Regions from separate parts of the Mus musculus genome. Here all the other regions are linked to region 2. Evidence: chromatin loops called from intact Hi-C (ENCODE). Cell type or tissue: gastrocnemius. All regions are shown on one strand. Region 1 holds the start of Edar (ectodysplasin-A receptor). Region 2 has its middle 9.9 kb from the start of Gm23058. Region 3 holds the start of Ranbp2 (RAN binding protein 2).

The links. Hi-C counts contacts between places; a loop is a spot of excess contacts. Peaks named below come from ENCODE experiments on the same cell type or tissue, not always from the same donor. Only the 100,000 strongest peaks of a DNase experiment are listed, where the experiment ranks them.
Region 1: a loop joins it to region 2, with 4 times the contacts of the local background. A loop is called at or near these places in 2 of 42 quality-filtered maps.
Region 3: a loop joins it to region 2, with 8 times the contacts of the local background. A loop is called at or near these places in 15 of 42 quality-filtered maps.

Annotation. Positions count from the first base shown.
Region 1 is chr10:58,674,606-58,677,105 of GRCm38, reverse strand. Edar (ectodysplasin-A receptor) reads left to right here and starts at 1,410. Exons shown (of 12, transcript NM_010100.3): 1 at 1,410-1,650. In gastrocnemius, a CTCF peak has its summit at 1,333 (motif pointing right); a DNase peak (open chromatin) is centred at 1,354; H3K4me3 peaks cover 668 bases.
Region 2 is chr10:58,358,217-58,360,716 of GRCm38, reverse strand. It overlaps a transcript of Lims1 not described here. Among named protein-coding and RNA genes, the nearest start is that of Gm23058, 9.9 kb to the right of the region's middle. In gastrocnemius, a CTCF peak has its summit at 1,404 (motif pointing left); a DNase peak (open chromatin) is centred at 1,415.
Region 3 is chr10:58,445,754-58,448,253 of GRCm38, reverse strand. It overlaps Ranbp2 (RAN binding protein 2), which reads right to left and starts at 1,402. Exons shown (of 29, transcript NM_011240.3): 1 at 1,203-1,402. The coding sequence starts at 1,274. In gastrocnemius, CTCF peaks have their summits at 904 and 1,113; DNase peaks (open chromatin) are centred at 1,433 and 2,037; H3K4me3 peaks cover 2,500 bases; H3K27ac peaks cover 2,155 bases.

The DNA of each region.
Region 1 (2,500 bases), 320 kb before region 2:
AGGGCGCCTGCACTGTCTGGATGAGTTGTCCACACTGGTCAGCAAGCTAAGAAAAGAGCATTGTGCTTTCCCACAGCAATAATCATTAAGTTCAGGATCCTCGGCCTAAGCCTGTACTCTGCCATCTGTCTCTCTACTGAGAGTCCTGCTTTCTCCAGTGTATCTAAGGCAGAGGGAACAGGACGGGAGCAGAGTATATAGAAGGCTCCACTCCTAGGCTGGCTTGCCAGCAATTGCCTTTAGTCCCAGCTCCTGGGAAGCAGAGGCAGGTAGGTCTATGCGAGTTAGAGACCAGCCTGGTCTACAAACCAAGTTCCAGGATCACTAAGGCTGTTACACAGAGAAACCCTGTTTCCAAAAAAACAAAGAGGTGGAGGAGGAGGCGGGAGATGAAGAAAAGAGGTAAGGAAGAGGAGGAGGAAGAAGAGAAGGAAGATGAGGAGAAAGAAGGAAGAAGGAGAAAGAGAAGGAAGGAGGAGGAAGAAGAAAGAAAATAAGGAGGAAGAGGAGGAGGAGAAGCAGAAGAAGGAGGAGGAAGAGAAGGAGGAGGAAGAGAACAACAACAACAACCTGTTGTTTCCACTCCTTACTGTGGCGGGGGACCATGAGGTTGAGGGAGAAAGGAATGAGGCTGTTACATTCTTTTAAGGCTGGGTGTTTTCCAGATAACTTATTTTTTGAAAGAGAATTGATCAATACCAAAAGGTTTGCATTTAACGTTTCCTTGCTATCAAATCACATGGGGTATATGAGGTTATCGGAGCATATATAGTTATCTGGAAATGTAAAGGATACATAGGGCTATCAAGAGTTCTGTGAGGTATGTGCACGTCTCTGGAGTGGTAGAGTCTGTATTTATATGAGGCACATACTGTAGTTACAAGAGTTAGATATGTTTATCTGAACTTGTCTGGAGCCTATATTGAGTTACCTGGAATGACATGGAGAGAAGATGTTGAGGAGAAAATGGTGACTCAAATCTGTGGTGAGCAGGAGAGAGATTGGAAATATGTACAAGTGTATTCCAGGCTGCATGAAGGAGCGTGAATGGATACAGCAGTATTCATCATACCTATAACCATCTTGTGGGGAAGGGGGCTGTGCTTAAGTTCTGATTAATGATAACTTAATGCAAATTTCATCTTTCATTATTCTTGTGCCCAAAGGCCCAACTTGCTTTGATAGAAGCAAGACCCCCACGCACTCCAAAAGGAAAAACCTCAATGCTTTTTACACATTCCAGCTTGTCCCTTAAGGGGCAGGAAGTCCTGTGGAGCCAGGTGCACTCAGCGGCAGAGCCTGAGGCTGTGCCCAGGCTCCTGCACTGCCGATGCCTGGCGCGGCCTCTAGGTGGCGCGGGTGGGTTTGAAGCGAGGGGCCTCCTCTCCGCTCGACTGTTTGTAAACTCGCAGTCCAGACCGGGAACAGTCAAGAGCGAGTTCCCGGGAGCCCTTCAAAATAGAAAGTTAGTTGCGCTGGCAGCAGAGGTGTGCCTGGCCGCTGTCACCCGGCTGGCCCCAGGATTGTGGAGCTCTGCTTTTGAGAGGACACCGACGGACGCCTGTGAAGCCTGCCCCCCATCCCTTACCTGCTCGCCTTCTCCGTAGACCCATCTTCTGCTGGGAAAAGCTAACCTCATTCGGGTACCAGGTAAACCTTGGTTCTTTCACTTCTGGTTTTCCGTATTCTTCAACTGTGGACGAAACCGAGGTGTCCTTGGCTAGGAAGGATCTCGGGTACATTTTTGAAATGCATGTCATTTTTGGGTTGCGTTTGGACAAGCGTTACTGATTACTTGTGTGTCTGTCTGTGCTACAAGTTCACAGGCTTGAGGTTGTTTCTTTGTTTTGAAGAAAATATCAGAAAACTCATTCCGCTGTTGAGTGCGCTTTGGTTAGAGTGCCAAACTGTGCGTCACAGACAGTACTTGTGCTACTAAAACACGTGTTGCCATCTGGGGAGAGGACCGGAGTTTCTCCAACTCGCTCACAGAAGAAGGCAAGAGGCACCTGGGACTTTAGTGGCATTCGTCACCTGCCTCTACCCAGAGTAGCTCATTGTCTTAAGAGGCCATTCAGGCAGGCTTCCAATCAAGTCTGAGACCCAATGCCATAGTCCTATGTTGTCGGAGAAGAGGAAGAGAGTGTGTTAGATAGGTCTTTGTGACACTTGAGGTTTTCATTTCTAGCCAAAGGTTCCTTTAGTGTTCCGAGGCATCTGGGGTAGAAGGGCCTCATGCAGAGAGTAGAGTTGGATTTTTCAGCCTTTGCGGTAAGAAACTCCTGCAAGGCAAAATGTGTGATCTCAGGGCAGATGGGGCAGCAGGTGAGGTCACTGCTGGAGTATCCACATCACCAGGGGACAGCTAAAGCAAGAGAGGTGACAAGGGCCAAAGACCTGGTCAGTCAGGTTGCTAGACAGTCAGTGGGAAACAGTCCCCCTTTTCAAGACTGAAATCATAGTTGAGAGAGAGAGAGAGGTGGTGGAGTGTGGCAGGGCC
Region 2 (2,500 bases):
AAACTAGCAGTGTTATCTGACATGGAATGTTCAGTATCTAGAGACCTCAGCTTCAATCTCTCCTCCCAAACACAGCACAAATTAAGCTTATTTTCTTTCTAGGACATAAAACAGTAACTTCTATTCTACTAAAGTTTGGCAAAAAATAAAAATACCTAACAAAACAAAACCAACCCCCCACAAACCATAAAGTAATTTAACATAAAAAGTATTAATTTTTAAAACTACAAATTCCTCACAAAACATCTTCACTTGGTAGTCATATTGTGACTAGAAACAAAGAAACTGAACCACGGTAAAATTTATTTTGGGGTAGAAAGAGCTTTCTAAGACTTTCAAATCACATCCATGACCCACCTGAGGGAGGTTACTTTACAATCTACTGAATGGCGAAAGTCATTATCTAATTTAGTTTTCCATGAACTGTACACTGGCAGACTGACTGGCAGGAGGAGCTTGCGGCAGCTACCTACCTGTGTAGTGTGCTCTGTACACTGGTGCACCTCCGAGGACTACTGCAGAGGTAAAAGGTGAAGTTCAGTGGCAAGACCAGCTGGGCAACCTTGAAGACTGTGCTTCAAAGCAACAACAAAACCGCTCAAATCTCTTGGTCTAAAACACATCTAACAGGGTGTGGTGTTGTTCACATATAACTCCAGCACTCGGAGGCCACGAATCAGAACTGGAGACTAGTCTGGGCCTATGTAGTAAAACCCTGTTTGATTTATTTATTTTGAAACGAACTTGGCTGGTCTGGAACTCCTCCTGGCTCTGTCTCCTGAGTGGTGGGAATAAAGGTGTGTTGTGCCTGGCTAGAACAAAATTACAAAATTACAAAAAAAAAAAAAAAAAAAAAAATTCAACATTTGTAAGATTCCCAGTACACTGACTTTTATAGAGCAGATACCAATGAGTAGGTATGATGATGATAAAAAACAAACAAACAAACAACTGACAGTAAATAAGAATACCAAAGGACTACTTAGAAGTTAATCTGTGGGCTGGAGATATGGCTTAGCAGTTAAGAGCACTGGCAGCTCTTCCAATAAGAACCTAGGTTCAATTCCCAGCAAGCACATGGCAGCTTACAACTGTCTGCCACTCCAGCTCCAGGGGACCTAAGGGATCTAAGATCCTCACACAGACATATATGCAGGCAAAATACCAATGGACATTAAAAACAAACAAACAAACAAACAAAACCTAAAAATACGTTAACTTGCAATTTACAGAATTTATGTGAGGATTCAAACAACATTTCTTTGCATTATGGACAGAAAAAAAAAAACCCAAAAAGTGTACAAAAACATTCAGTAATGTAGGAAAGGAACTGTTTGTGTAAAGGCAAACACAACCAAGCAAGTACTTAGCCCAGTCAATGATAGGAAACAGCACCCTCTGGTGCCTGTTTGTGAATCTGCTACTTTTCAATGATCAAGATATAACATTTTAAGTGTTCCATTTAATAGAAGGCTTTATAGAAAAGAACTTCAGCGAGACAGCTCAGTGTGCAAAAGGTACATACTTCTAGGTCTGGTGACTGTTGTTTAATGTCAGAATTCATATGCTGGAAGGAGAGATACTTCTCTGATCTCTACACTCATGCTGTGCCCCTTATGTCCCCCTCCCACATACAAATAAATAAATTTAATGTAAAAAATAAGAAGTGCAATCATCATAGATCTAGGAAGATGGCTCAATAGGAAAAGTGCTTGCTGTTCAAGCATTAAGATCTGAGTATGGACCTCTGAGCTTGAGCCCTGCCTGTCTACAGATGGAGTTTCAGGGCAGCCAGAGAAACCCTGTCTCAAAAAACCAAACGAACAAACAAACAACAGCAAAAAAGATCTCAGTATGGATTCCTAATAGCCATTGTAGAAGCTGGATGTGCCAGCACACAGCTGTTAGTTCGAGCACCGAGGAGGAGTTAGAGATAGAGACAGAGGGATGTGCTGGCCAGGTCGTCTAGGAAACTGCAAACTCCAGATTCAGTGAAAGACACTTCTGAAAAAATAAGGCATACAATTACAGGGGGAATACCAGATACTAAATGCTGGCCTCTATCCATTTCACAGATATACACACAAATGCATACTCTCTCCCACGTTTGGAGAGATTTTCTTTTTGTACGTATTTTCTGTGAAGTTCCTATATGTCTTTGATTATTTTTACTAATTAATTAATCAATCAACTAACTTTGCATCCAGTTTCCCCTTCCTCCTCACCTCTCAGCCCTGCCCTGTCCCTGTCTTTATCCCCTTTATGCCTTTTTAAGTTTTTTCTTTTTGTGTGTGTATTTGTTTGTCTGTGTATATGCGCATAAACCATGCGCATGACTGCTGCCTGCAGAGGCCAAAAGAGGGCGTTAGATTCTTTGGTACTGGAGTTATTATAGAGCGTTGTGAGCCACCATGTGGGTGCTGGGAGACTTCTATAACCAGAAAGGCCATCAATCACAACTGATAAAAAAAAAAAAAAAAAGAAAAATATTACATGAGAA
Region 3 (2,500 bases), 88 kb before region 2:
AAGCACTTTCATATAACTCTTGTACCATGGCATTCTGATTTTGATCCATCAGAGGAAACTGGGTGTAAAATTTCCCACTTTGGGCATACCAGCACTAAATGAACTTGAGACTTTTAAAATCGCTTTGGGGGAGGGGTTGTAGATTTGCTGGACTGGATTATTTAACCTGCAGAAGCCATCTAAAGAAGAGACTTTAAGTAACAACAACAACAACAACAAAAATTATGCCATTTGACTTGTATGTTCATGAACTTTGGTTTATATAGATGACCATAAAACCCTCAGAGACAGAATGTAAAATATATATATATATATATATATATATATATATATATATACACAACTGAATTGGGCGTTTGTAAACAAAAATTGAAGCCCTCTGACTCTTTGTATCTCAAAGTCTGCCCTAAATGTTAACACGAATCATCCTCGGTAACACTAAATAACACTAACAAGGTCAAAATGCCGTTTACTGATGAAGAGTCTATACTGTACCAAGTTAGTTTACCAATGGTAGAACTTGATTGTTCAACACACCCCTCCCCCGCCCAAAAAATAACTGACTGTAGAGCCTCTGTACATCTCTCTCCACCGGCCAACACTCTTTAAGAACCCAAAATAAACACAACGTTAATGATCTTAAACACACACACACACACACACACACACAAAACACGTTGCGAAATAACGTTAGAAATGTTAAGGTATTGCAACTACCGCCTAGAAGGAATTCCGACTAGCAGCCTCCAAAAGGGGTTTGGGGAAGCGGGGCACAGCACTAGAAGACTTAAATTATGGGCCTTCCGTGTCGTTTATGCTGACGCGCCCTTCCTTCCCGCCCTGCTTCGTCCGTGGAGCCACCCACACAACCGTGCAAGCCCACCGCCGCGCGGTGTCAGCCTCCCCCCGAGACACGGCAGCCGTGACAGGGCCTAGCTATCCGGGAGACCGACGACGCCGGGCGGGCGGGCGGGCGAACCCCGCAGAGCGCCCCACGACGGCCTACGGAGCGGAGGCCGAAGAAGCCAGGCCCGAGTGGGCCCGCGGATAGCCATGAAGAGGAAACGCTGGCGGCCGCAGTCCCCACGCCTCCGGTGCTCAGCAGCGCCACGCCGCCCGCGACCGCCTCCACTCCAGCGGGGAGCCGAGGCCGCCGGGAGCCATGACACCGGCGCCACCGCCACCGGACCAGACCCGCTTACCTCTCGGGGCGACGGGGCGGAGCCCTGCACCGAGGCGATGTACCGCTCCACGTCGGCCTTGCTACGCCTCATCGCGCCGCGGACCAGGCTCCCCAGGAGCGGCAGACCAGCCCTGGGGCCTACAGCGACTGCGGGCTCCAGGAGGTGAGCGCCGAACACCGGTGACGCAGCTCCGTCGCGAACGGATGGGCACAGGGCGTGCGGCGCGCGTCATCACTGTGCGCCGCGCTGCGGCCTGGAGCGCCTGCTCGCTGTCACCCCGCCACGCCCGCGCTCCAGACCACGTGACCGTTTCGCAAACGATCGAGACGAACTCCCTTTCCCCGGGAAAGGCTTTATAGATTTCACTGGTGCTACGTCACAAAGCGGACCTAAAATGGCAGTGCCCTAATAAATCCGACCTTTTCGGGTGCTGCATCTGGTCAACACTTGATTTCCTTCTAAAGAGACAAACGTCGTCATTGCCTCCGGTTTCAGCAGAATAAAGGTTAATATTGGTTGAACAGTGTCTTTATGCTTAGATAAATCGGAGTGGAAATATTAGCGTTACGTGATGAGATGCACCTCACGGGGTAGTTGACGGTTAGGGGCAGAGGAGGAAGTGGTGGCTTTCCTGGCAAACAGAAACAGGCTTCACGAGGTTTTAAGAAATGATGACTTTAGGTTTCTGTTTGGGTAAGAATCGAGGCGGCCGTTAGGACGCTGTCAGCAACAATTGCCTTCAGGGGCCTGTTTTGTGACTTAACAATGAGCAGAACAGATTATATTAGAATATTAAAAGTAATAATCTCTTCGTGCTAGAGAGATGGCTCCGCAGTTAAGAGTGCTTGTTGGTCCTCTGAAGGACCGAAGTTCAGTTCTCAGCAGCCGGTTCCAGGGCATCTATCTAAATCCGGGTTCTGACCCCCGTAGAACCCACACACACACGTCCTCATGTACACACACACACACACACACACACAAAGTTTTAAGTAATAGTCTCAAGATTGTGAATAAACTGTCGTAAACGACAACTGCTGAAAAGAACCTTTGTCTGCAAAGACTGATCAAAACCGCAGTGGAGAGGTTAGAGTGGTGCAGTTCCAGATGTTAAATACCTTATTGTCAGATACAAAGGGTACCCCACCCATCCCCCAAAAATGCCACTGACTCCAAAATTGGATCTAACTTAGACTCAGTCTGGACTGTGGAGGATTTCTAGTGGTTAGGAAAAGCCTGCATTCCTTAGTAACTTGTGAAACTGTTTCCTATCTACCAAAGGAGTAATTTCCCTTACCTCTGGCAGAAATGGATTTACA